Regions from separate parts of the Homo sapiens genome. Here region 2 is linked to region 1. The links are chromatin loops, found by intact Hi-C in ENCODE. Cell type or tissue: endothelial cell of umbilical vein. All regions are shown on one strand. Links, peaks and the distances in the headings refer to the core of each region. The heading gives the core; the rest is flanking DNA. Region 1 has its middle 96 kb from the start of LINC02659. Region 2 holds the start of LINC00840 (long intergenic non-protein coding RNA 840).

What was found. Peaks named below come from ENCODE experiments on the same cell type or tissue, not always from the same donor. Only the 100,000 strongest peaks of a DNase experiment are listed, where the experiment ranks them.
Region 2: it touches region 1 in a loop (6-fold over the local background); 2 of 110 quality-filtered maps call a loop at or near these places.

What each region holds. Positions count from the first base shown.
Region 1 is chr10:44,005,217-44,010,595 of GRCh38, forward strand. No RefSeq gene overlaps it. Among named protein-coding and RNA genes, the nearest start is that of LINC02659, 96 kb to the left of the region's middle. RefSeq lists enhancers at 591-1,164, 3,151-3,470. In endothelial cell of umbilical vein, for the core only: no CTCF peak of the experiment used is centred there; a DNase peak (open chromatin) is centred at 3,305; H3K27ac peaks cover 1,336 bases.
Region 2 is chr10:43,854,855-43,860,233 of GRCh38, forward strand. It overlaps LINC00840 (long intergenic non-protein coding RNA 840), which reads left to right and starts at 4,557. Exons shown (of 5, transcript NR_038268.1): 1 at 4,557-5,379. In endothelial cell of umbilical vein, for the core only: no CTCF peak of the experiment used is centred there; DNase peaks (open chromatin) are centred at 2,917 and 4,447; H3K27ac peaks cover 2,971 bases.

The sequences.
Region 1 (5,379 bases), core at 247-5,246:
TAGCACCCTGTGTTCCTTGCTCCTCCACCGTGAGTGTAAGGACACAGGTCCAGGCCCTTCCCAACGCTGTGCTGGGGCAGGAGCCCGCAGGGCCCCAGAGCCTGGGTGGTCCCCGCTCCCCGGGCTCTGGAAGTCCGCTGTTCGGGGTAAATTGGCAGCTGCTGAACCCTAAAGTCGTGGGGCAGGGCTCCGACAGGCCTTTGCGCCTCCTTTCCCCATCAGCGTTTAGAGCTAATGGGAAAGGAATTGTTTATTTTCTTTTGTTTTTATATTTTTGGGTTAGCTTTACCGCTACAGAAAAGTAAGGTAAATGACCCCGCATTCACGGAGGGTGACTGTGCAAAGCGTGAACATGCGCCGAGTTTATGAAGCGGGTGTCGGAGCCAGCGCTGCTTCTCGCTGACCCGCATGCCCCGGCCGGCCAGGAACCTGCGCCTGAGTGCCCTGGTGTTTCTCTTTTTTCCCACGAAAGCACGTGTGAAGGGCAGAGCCACGTTTATCAAGAAGTCATTTTTCCCGTTCGCCGGCATTACACCATTAGCATTACAGGGGCCACCTACACCTCGTATTTCGATTCCACAGCTCCGGAGAACCTGCGGTGCTGCGGCCACTCTGTGGGTGTCCCCCCACCCCCATCTCCACTGCGAGCTCTCCGGCCTGGGCACGCAGCTGCTGACACACATCAGCATGGTGCCCTGGCCGGCATCTGCTCTGTGGCTGGTGCCTGCCTTGCCAGGGGCAGTAGGTATTGTAAATGCCTCTTTTGACTGGCACCAGCCCCCCGCCTCTCCTTTCCCTTTCTACAGCTGTTTCCCGGTTCTCTCACTGCTCCCAAGCGGAGAACATTTTCCTGCACCCCGCCCCCCTTCCCACCATTGCCAGGCCCTGACAGTCTCCACTTTGACGCCTCTTGTACTGTCCCACTGCCCATCAGCCCCAAATCTCATAACCTAGGTGGCTTCTTAATTTACTAAAATTACTCTGCTTCTTAAAATGCTTCGAGGACTCCGGGTTGCATGTAACCGTTCTTCTCAGGCTGAGCTGCGTGACCCCCTGGGGGCACTTCCCTGGGTTCTAGGGCACCAAAAGACTCCTGGGAGATGTCCTGTCTTACTCTGGAGCACCCATTTTACGTGAAGCTTAGAACTATTTTTGAACATTAAAACAAATATCAACGTACTTACAGAGTAGAAGATAAAACTGGAATATTTAAAAATATTTAAAATAAATTATGTGCACAGGGGTTCCCTTTAGGCTATGACCTAAGACCCTTAGGGGATAGGAGATCAGGGTCCTTAAGGAGTTTGAAGGTTAAGGGAGATCATTCTATCCAAAGAAACACAACGTCCTAGTGCGTCCTGCGCGGCCCTCTGAGGTGTAGCCTCTCCACCTGTCTGATCTTATTTCTCAGTGTCTTTCTCAAAGCCTGTGCTCTGGCCACACTTCATGGAGTTTTCTCTGCCAAGGTTGCTCTTGCCCTTCCCTTTCCAGGTGACACGCTCATATCCCCCTTCTAGGTTTATCGAGATGTTTTCTTCCTCTCTGAACCCTCTACTCTTTCCTCCCCAAATGGAGTAGAATCAGTTCCTCTCTCTCTTGTCCCCAGCCTCTCTCTTTCTCCCAGCTTCCCAACACATTCATTTTGAAAAAAGTAAGTGTTTTGGCTTCTGTGTCACAAGCGCTGTGGAGGAATTCTTTCCCAACTGTGCACATTCTGTGGGTTGGGGAAAACCAGCACCCACTTAAGGCACCTCCCTGCTTACACAATCCCCCAGCAGTGACTCTATGTGCAAATGTCACACCTGACTTGGCTCTCCTTCTTCCTCACAGTGCTGGGGCCCACATTTAGGGTTAAACACTGAGATAATCATTTCCTGGTTGTATTCCTGGGAACTGCCCCCAGAGAAACCCCAGTCAGGACTTGCCAGGGGGACCTGCTCTTCTTGCCCTGACTATGACAAACCCAGATTTGCGACTGGGGGTCCTCGCCCCATCTGCCTCACTTGTTTTCACTCTACTTTCTTCTTTGGGTTTGGGAAATTTGTCAAGAAGACCTCTTTCATCTTCCTCTAGAAAAGAGGTCTGAGAATCTGCCCTCCCTTCCTAGAACTTACCACTGTCCCTAACCCACAACTGGTGCTGACTAAACTCAAGTTGGTTGGATGGATGAAGAGACCATTGCAGGCAGCCCTGGAGAACCTCCCTCTTTCAAGTTCCTTCCCAGGAAAGAGTGTCTCTTGGGGCCACGGTTTTGTCCCTCTTCGCTAGCTTTGCCTTCATGGAAAGAATAGTACAAACATTTACAAAGAGCTCCAGACTGAGAAGGTAATTCCCACTTATTCCCAGCTGGTGTGATGTGAGGAGTGTTACCCCACCAGACCAAGGCGCCCAAATCCACATGCATGCCTAATAGCCAGTGGGACACCTGTGCTTTCTTTCCAAATCCCTCAATGAACTGTCTTGAGAAAGACTCACTCACCCACTGCCTAGATCAACCCATACCACCACCAGCCCTGTCTCTCACACTCTACATTTTCCCTGCCGTGTGGTTTCTGGGCTCAACTTCTTGTTTTTTAATTTCCAGGACCAGAAGCTTTCCTATGGTATTAGCATTATAGGTCTCCATGAAGTAGCTGAGTGGGTCGAGAAGTAGAGTTTATGCAAATAATTGGGGAGTAATCAATACTGTAGCTGGGGTAAATAAAACAATTAGAAAGCCATCAACAGGGAAGAACTAATTCTTCTTGGGGGAAGAGAAGAGCAGGGAACACCATCAGCAAAGAGGTGATGTGGGAGCATTTCAAAGGTGGAAGGAAGCAGAAAGAGAAGATGACGGCACATTCTAAAATGAAGGGAGGAGGGGTTGCAAAGGAATCAAAGCATCCCTGACCTCTCCTTCAATCAAAAAACTGTAAACAGAATATGTTTATTTATATGCGTTAGTATTTTTTCTCTTTGCAGGGGTAATTTTATACCTTTATGGAAAATCATTTAAAAGCCTTTTATCTATTAGAATTAAAAAGTATATAAGAAAAACATAAAAGCAGTAAGGGCAATGTTATTTCAGACAACTCAGAATAATTTAAATCGCCATCTGGAAAGCCCATCAGCGACAGAGCCTTCTGTGGCCTCTTTTCTCTCTCTCTCTCTCTCTCTCTCTCTCGGGCTCACAGGTCAGCCCAGAGCATCTGAACATGACCCACGTGGCCCAAGACTCGTGGTGACTTCTCACGGTGGCATGGCTCTGACTTGGAATTCCCCTGTAGAGGTCCTCCTGGGTGACATCATGTGCATTCCATGCTGTGAGGTGTTTCGAGCCTGTGAGTGTGAACTTTCTTTATGGACAGGAAGCAAAGGAAGGAAAGTGAATTTAGGAAAACAATGGTCATCTTAAAAAAGAGGTCAGATTTTAAACAAAAGTTTACCAGCCTGTTTCATATTTCTACTTATTTGGAAACAAGGCTGTTGAACTGTCCTGACAGGCTCTCTCAGACAGAGCTGGGCCCTACAATGGCGTTTTATGCAGGGCTTTGTGGGGAAATTTGGTGAAACAAGCCCCTGGGAGTTCTGTACCCACCCACGCCACAGGGAAGCCAGGGCAAGCTCTCTGCTTTTAAAGGGCTGGTGTAATAGAGCTCAGGGCTGGTGGGTTAACGGCATTACCCTTATTAACCACCTCATTTAATTCTCACCCTGGTGGGTTGTATCTCCCATCTGAGAAAACAGGCTCAGAAAGTTGTTTCTTGCCTACACTGTCAGCACTAGTGAGCGCACAGAACCGTACCTAGGTTCATTTGATGCCAAATGTTCACCCCAACAGAGGGAGGATAAAGAAGGAAGAGAATGGAGGTTAGAATGAGAACCAGTGAGTGTGCGGCCTGCAGTCAAAGTCTGTAATTGTCTCTCCTGTGGCTTGGCCAGGACAGTCCCGCTCATTAGCTTGTTTGGCCAACAGTGGTTTCTAATGAGGGGACTTGGGAAGATAGAGAGAAAAATAGCAGTCACGTGGTAAAAGTGTTAAGGTTTGTAGATGCAATGAATCAACACAGGGAGAAAATAGTCAAGTTGGGAGAAGAGAAATCACTTCCCCAACATTCAAGCTTAACTGATTTGCTTTGGGTTCAGCCTTCCACTCTTGAGTCCAAATACTACATCATGTCTGAATGTTCCTGTCTTGAAATGGTAACCTAATAATCTTCCCAGTCCTCAGGGAGATGGAGCATTGTTTGTTCCCTTCACCTTCTGCCCTTAGAAAGCACAGTCTTTTGGAAATTATCTTTGGCTCCTTGGATTTAAGCACTGAAGGCACTGCAGCCTTGTCGTGGTTCAGAAAGAACGCACGCTCTCCACGGGCCTGTTCGGCCCCCACTCCAGGAAGATGCCACTTGGCCTCAAAATATTAATGTTGGTGGGTTAAACTGGACCCTTAACCTCCTTTCCAAGTCATAACGGGTATGCAAACAGAGGGGTGGTCCTATGTGAGCTGGAAATAATGTTCTTGGCTGCCGCTTCCTTCTCTTTCTATTTTAGTCCTCAGGGACATGGCTTTTTTGCTTCTTTGAGATTTGGGAGTCTTGAGGTTTTATTGCAAAAAAAAAAAAAAAAGAATTCTGTGTGGTTTTAGAAGGCAAGTCACTTTTGAGTAATTTAAACCCTCATTTATCTAAACACGGAGGCTGAGGACCTCTTAGCGAACTGGGTCCCATGTTATAAAACTTTTGGCAAAGATTTGTCATCTATCCTGTGCTCTGCCCACACTCTTACCTAGCAAGTCCCGTCGTCATCTTTCCAAGCCAGTTTGGTCCTGCTGGTTTCTCTTCTTAGGTGTGCATTTTGTGCATGTATGTGCAGATGCCTGTGCACATGAGCGTGTGCTATACAGGAGGTCATGTTACAGAGAGCAGAGGCTGCGGCTGTTTACCAAGCCCTGCAGCCAGTGAGGTTCAGGGATAATTAAGAGAAATCTCCCTTGGCAGAAATGTGCCTGCTTGGGTCTGCTTCTCATTTTGGACAATTGGAAAAGGCAATCACTCAAGTTTTATTGATGCCAAAGAGTTTTTCACAGTCATCAATATGGGTTACAAAAATGAAGTTGTTGACATCTTATTTCTGGGGTTTTTTCTTTCAGATAATTGTAAGCCCTCAAGCATCATATATTCTGAAATAAGGCAGTTCCACCCCAGAACATAGCATTTTCAATGCACTACATGCAATTGATCTTACGGACATTCTGCCAAATTCCTGACCAATCATATCCATCTGTATCTATCAAGCGCATTCAGAGTTCTCTCGCTGCTGTAAGACAGAGGAAGAGTAAAATCTAAGAGTAAAGTCAGAGTAAAATCTGACCTTGATTTTACTCCAAGAGGTGTGAGATAA
Region 2 (5,379 bases), core at 281-5,280, 150 kb before region 1:
GCACTTTTGGTTCTCAGGCCTGCAGACTCAGACTTGAACCTACACTGTTGGCTTTCTTGATTCTCAGGCCTTCAGGTTTGGGCTGAATCACACCACTGGCTTTCCTGGGCTCCAGGGTGTCGATGGCAGATCGTGGGGTCTCTCAGCCTCCACAATCCCATCAGCCAATTCCCATAATCAATCTCTTTTTATCTATATCTATATATAGATATCTCTCTCTCTATCTTATTATTCTGTTTCTCTGGAGAATGCTAATACAGAGTTCTTGAAAAGACTCTGAAAACAACCACATCACCACCAAGGGAACATGGAGCCTCCTGGGTCACGAGAGGCCTGAGAGGCATGGTGGACGTGCCTGAGTTTCCTCTACAGGGTTCTTGTTAAGAGGTGGCCCAACCCATGCTTGGCCACGTTGAGAAAAAGGAAACGCATCCTCCCAAAGGAAGGCCCGTTCCACTGCTGGAGAATTCAGGCTACTGAAAGCTTCTTGCTTATGTGATTTTGCCCAATTCCGTTTCCGAGTCTGTCCCTTTTGTTCTAGTCCCTTCTTTTAGAGGAACATGGAGCAATAACAATGACTCTTACCGAGGCCAATTCTCTATTAGGCTCCAGGCAGCCAAGGTGACAAAGGATGTGTATCCTCATCCTTCAGAAGGTGATAGTTGAGAGGAGCGTGGGAGAAAACCATAAGCCCCCCAAGGTTAGGGTCACATCTATTCATCTGTATTTTGGTGACTAGCAGAGCACCTGGCAAAAAGTAGACTCTTCAGATAGTTTTGAGAGGCCCGGGAAACACAAGAACTACATTACCCTTCTCTAGTTACTCTTCTATCCTGTTGTCAAACTTGGCCTCACCAGTGAAAACCTGCCTCACCTTGGTGGCTACTCCAGCTAAGCTCCTGCTTCCTGCCCTCACAGCTGGCTTACAGCATCAAGCCCCATGGGATGAGTGCTCCATCCTGACTGCCATGTCTGCACTGTGTCTGCACAGTGTCTGTGAGGCCCCATCTGTCATGACCCGATGCTGGCCAGCCTGGCCTGGGCAGAGCTCCGAGGAGCATGTGAGTGCTTGAACACATGCACAATGCAACCCCCACCATGGAGTCTATGCTTCTTGGATGCTCACTCCACGAGGTGAGGGGCATGGGATAGTTGTCTCTGCTCTGTGTGAACTCAGTCTGGCCTGGTAGATAACACAGACATGCAAGGCAACTGTGGTAAGTGACAGAGAAGCTGCCAGTTGGCCCTGTAGTTGAGAGGAAGAGTAATGTGCAGTGTCAGCGTGCTGTCCAAGGAGTTCTTGGCATGGCTGGAGGCACTTCACACCTGAAGATGGCTGGTCAGACCACTGGAACATCCCTCGTTAGGCACCATGTGTCAGAAGCCTCATTAGTGTATCAAGGAATGCTCAGGCTTCCTGGAGGATTCATCCATTCACAGTTGCTAAAAGGAAGCCTACCGTGTGCTAGATGGGGCTGCCCCAGTGCCCTGGGCCAGGTCCCTGCTGTTCAATTGGGTGGGATGAAATATATAAACATGAAATAAATGAAAATATAGGGTGTGCAAGACAGGGCTGGCAGGGAAGGGCTCATGTAGCAGGGACATCTGAGTGAGACTGGCCGGCGGCAAAGGGATGGCCACAGTCTTAGGTCAGGTGAGCAGGAGTGACAGGCGGACTCCATGTGAGAAGGGAAAGGGCACTAGAAGTTGGGGAGCAGCAGGGACCAGGCCCTCCACCTTTGTGACCTTGTCCTGCTGTTTAAGGAGTCCAGTGCATTCTGCATTGGCGATTACCTAGTTAGGGTGACCAGAGTGAGCAAATAAAACACAAGATGCCCAGTTAAATTTGAATTTTAGATAAACAGTAAATTTTTCAGTTGTACTACACAAAGGAACATATTAAAATTCTTTGCTGTGGAGGCAAATATAAAACTAGGTAGAATAGGCAAGGTGTGGTGGCTCATGCTTGTAATCCCAACATTTGGGAGGTCGAGGTGGGAGGATGGTTTGAGTCCAGGAGTTTGAGAGCAGCCTTGGCAACATAGACCCCATATCTACAAAAAAAATTAGCTGGTGTGGTGGCATGCCCCTGTAGTCCCAGCTACTCAAGAGGCTGAGTCAGGAGGATTGTTTGAGCCCAGGAGGTGGAGGCTGCAGTGTGCTGTGATCATGCCACTGCACTCTAGCCTATGTGGCAAAGCAAGACCATGTCTCAAAAAAAAAAAAAAAAAAGAAAGAAAAAGAATAAGAAAATAGGATGTAAGAAGGAAGAGAGAGAGAAGTCACAGTTACCATTGCTAGTGGGAGGTGACTAGGTAGAAAACTCCAGGTTGGCTAACCTCCCTTCAGCTTTGCCAAGAGACCAGTCTATGCCATGGCCAGTGATGGACCCAGCCCAAGGTGCACACAGGTGATTGGGTTGGGGAGAGTGTGGAAGACCAAGTCTGGTTTTCCTTCCCTTCAGAACCCACTACAGAAATGAACAGTGGGGGACTCCAGTTCTCACCCTGGAGCCAAGATGGCAAGGTGACAGCATGTCATAACAGCTGTTCAGAGCTAGGACTCAGGGATCAAGCTGAGCTGCACACCAACTGGGGTGCTGTGGGCGAGCAATCCCTTATTATATCTAAGGCAGATAAGAGAAGGAGTTAACCCCTAAGGATCTTGTAAGGATTAAATTAGTTAATGTAGGGAAAGGTGTTAGTTAAATTCCTGGTCCATAGTATCTATTTTATTTTAATTCCTAAGAAAATATAGTATCTCTGTGTCTGCTTCATCGACCAGACTGTATTGCAGATGGTTTAAGACCAGGCAGCAAATTTGAGGTGGAGTCATGGTTATCAGAATGGCTGCCCAGACCACAAAGCTGATTTATCTCAATCATAACAGCAGCAAATTCCTGTTATTGTAGTGAATCACAGCATGTAAGCGCACAGATGCAGGCGCCGGGGTTCAGAGGGCTGGGTTGTGTGGGGAGGGTAACGAAAAACAGACACTTGCAGGGCCCTAACAATGTGTGTAGCAACTGAACCTGCAGCCTGCTTACACAAAACAGGCCTTAATGAAACTCAGTTTCAAAATGGAATATTTTTCCTAAATGATAAGGTATTGCATATGGTTCTTTTCCCATTGTGTAGTAATTCCTTCTAAAGCAAACATTTTAAAGATTTTAACTGAGGTTGGAAAACTAAAACTTGCCTCAGTATAAAAATGTCGAAGCCATCTGCTAGAAAATCACAGCTCTGCGATATAAAACACCCAGAGCTGTGTTGCTCAAACTAATTTAATCACAAAATACCATTTCCTTGATCCGAAGGGAAACATTTCTACTTGGCCACTAGAGCTTTCTGGAGAAAGGCACTTATATTTGCAGTAAGGTATATTAGTAATTTTGAATTTCAAAGAGAAAACAGAGCAGGGATTTTGGAAAACATATGTTGAAAGGGTAATTTCAATTCTTTGCAGATGAGAAAAGTTTTTGTTAAAACAACTGACAGACACTGAGAAACATGGCCATCAGTTTGAAGGAAAGTAATTGAGTTGTGCAGTTTGCATTTTATTTTGCACACGTTTAACAATTAAAAGCTTTTCTGTACTATGAGAACAAAACCCCCCAAACACCAATGCAATGGCAGAAAGTTGGGAGTCAAATCAGGCAGCACACACACGAACACTGTGTTCACATGATGAGGACCACATTTTTGAGACATTTTCTGAAAAGAACCTGTATATGTGTGTGTGTGTATGTATATATTCTTTTTTCCTGCCAGAATCTCTTGTTGAATGATCATCAAGTTAGTTCTGGAAAATAGGTTCCAATATTGCTCCATTCATTGGCATAGGTTGACTTTATCTTATTCCAATTTAATTGGCAGCTGTTTTCTTAGATAGTTTTGCATAAAATGGTGCTCAGAGAACAAGTAGAGTTTTAAACATGACACAGTCGTGTATTTGAGGATGTTTATGTTATATATGTGCTTGTTAATTTAGTAGTTATGAGTTTAATAATAACTTTGAGCTCTTTAGACATGGATCCTCATATATATTAACAAAATCAGCTGTGTGCCTTAACCAACAGTGAGCATATTTTTTAAAATGGGCCTCTGAATTGAAAATTTAAAAAAACCCTTCAGCATCCTATTAGGATTGATTAACCCACAGGAGGGTAATCCTGGTAAGCAAACGTAACCAAGATTCTCCTTCCCCAGTGATTCCAAGTGCAGCCTGGCTCTCCTGGTCAGGTGCTTCCTTTACTCAATATTTCCTGATCTGTTCCTAGATCCTAATACCACCCTCTGCGTCAACCTGTGAATGCATCCTCACTACCAGGGCTCAGGACTTGGAGCCGGGATTTTGCTGACATGGTCTTTTCTCTGGTTGTCACCTTCCATTTCTTCTTTGGTTTGCCTTTCATTTTAATGCCAGATTTTCTAAGTGTAAGAAAGGAGGGTGGAGAGTGGGCAGAAGTCATTGTTTCCATCATGAAAGTCAACATCAGTATTTCCTGTCCTGGGGACAAACCAGTGCCTCATGTTTCTGGAAACGCTGCAGCATTTAACTTCAATTTTAATCTGGATAACGCCAAAGCTTTTCCTCAAATTCACCCCTGGAGTCAGCTCATAGATGCTCTGATTTTGTCTACCATTGCTCCTCCTTAATATCTCTCGCACAGGTGCCATTGACCTTTAGATGGGCTGTACGGTGTGGGGTTCGGTGCCATGGATCTGCTTCTCCAGGGACCAGGATCTTGAGATCTTCAGGCTGGGTTTCCATGGAGGCATGGAGCTGCTTTTCCTCCTTCATAACTGCACTCAAAACAGCCCTGTTGCTCTAGAATGGAGACTTGGGCAACTCCTTCTGGCACAGATTTGTTCACCTCAGGTGAAATTCAGATAGAAGCAAGCTGCAGGCAGTTTCACCTCTAAGTCCATGGGTTCTCAACTGGTAACGTCCTCTTATGGATGTTAGCCCATGAGGTCAATCCTGTAGCAATCTAAGGCTTGAGAAAAATTAATCTTCTGGAAAATTCCAAGAATACATCTTAGGGAAACTGGCTCTACCTTTATGACTTGGATCACACAAGGATATGCTTTTCATCTTGGACTAGAACTGAGAGCCAATGGATGTGTTATCTAAAACTATCCCAGTGTGTTCACTATACAGAGGAAGATTCTGAGATTCAAGACTCAAGACTGAAGAAGATCATTATTTTTATTATTTTAGTCTTATGCACAAAATGATATCTACTGAATAAGCAGGTTTTTAATAGGTGACTTATATATGTTAGCAAAAATAAACACTTTGTCTTTTAGATCTATTCTAGTTTTTCAGTAGCTGTAGACTTAAGTGCTAACTTTTAGCCCATAGGATAAGAAGAAA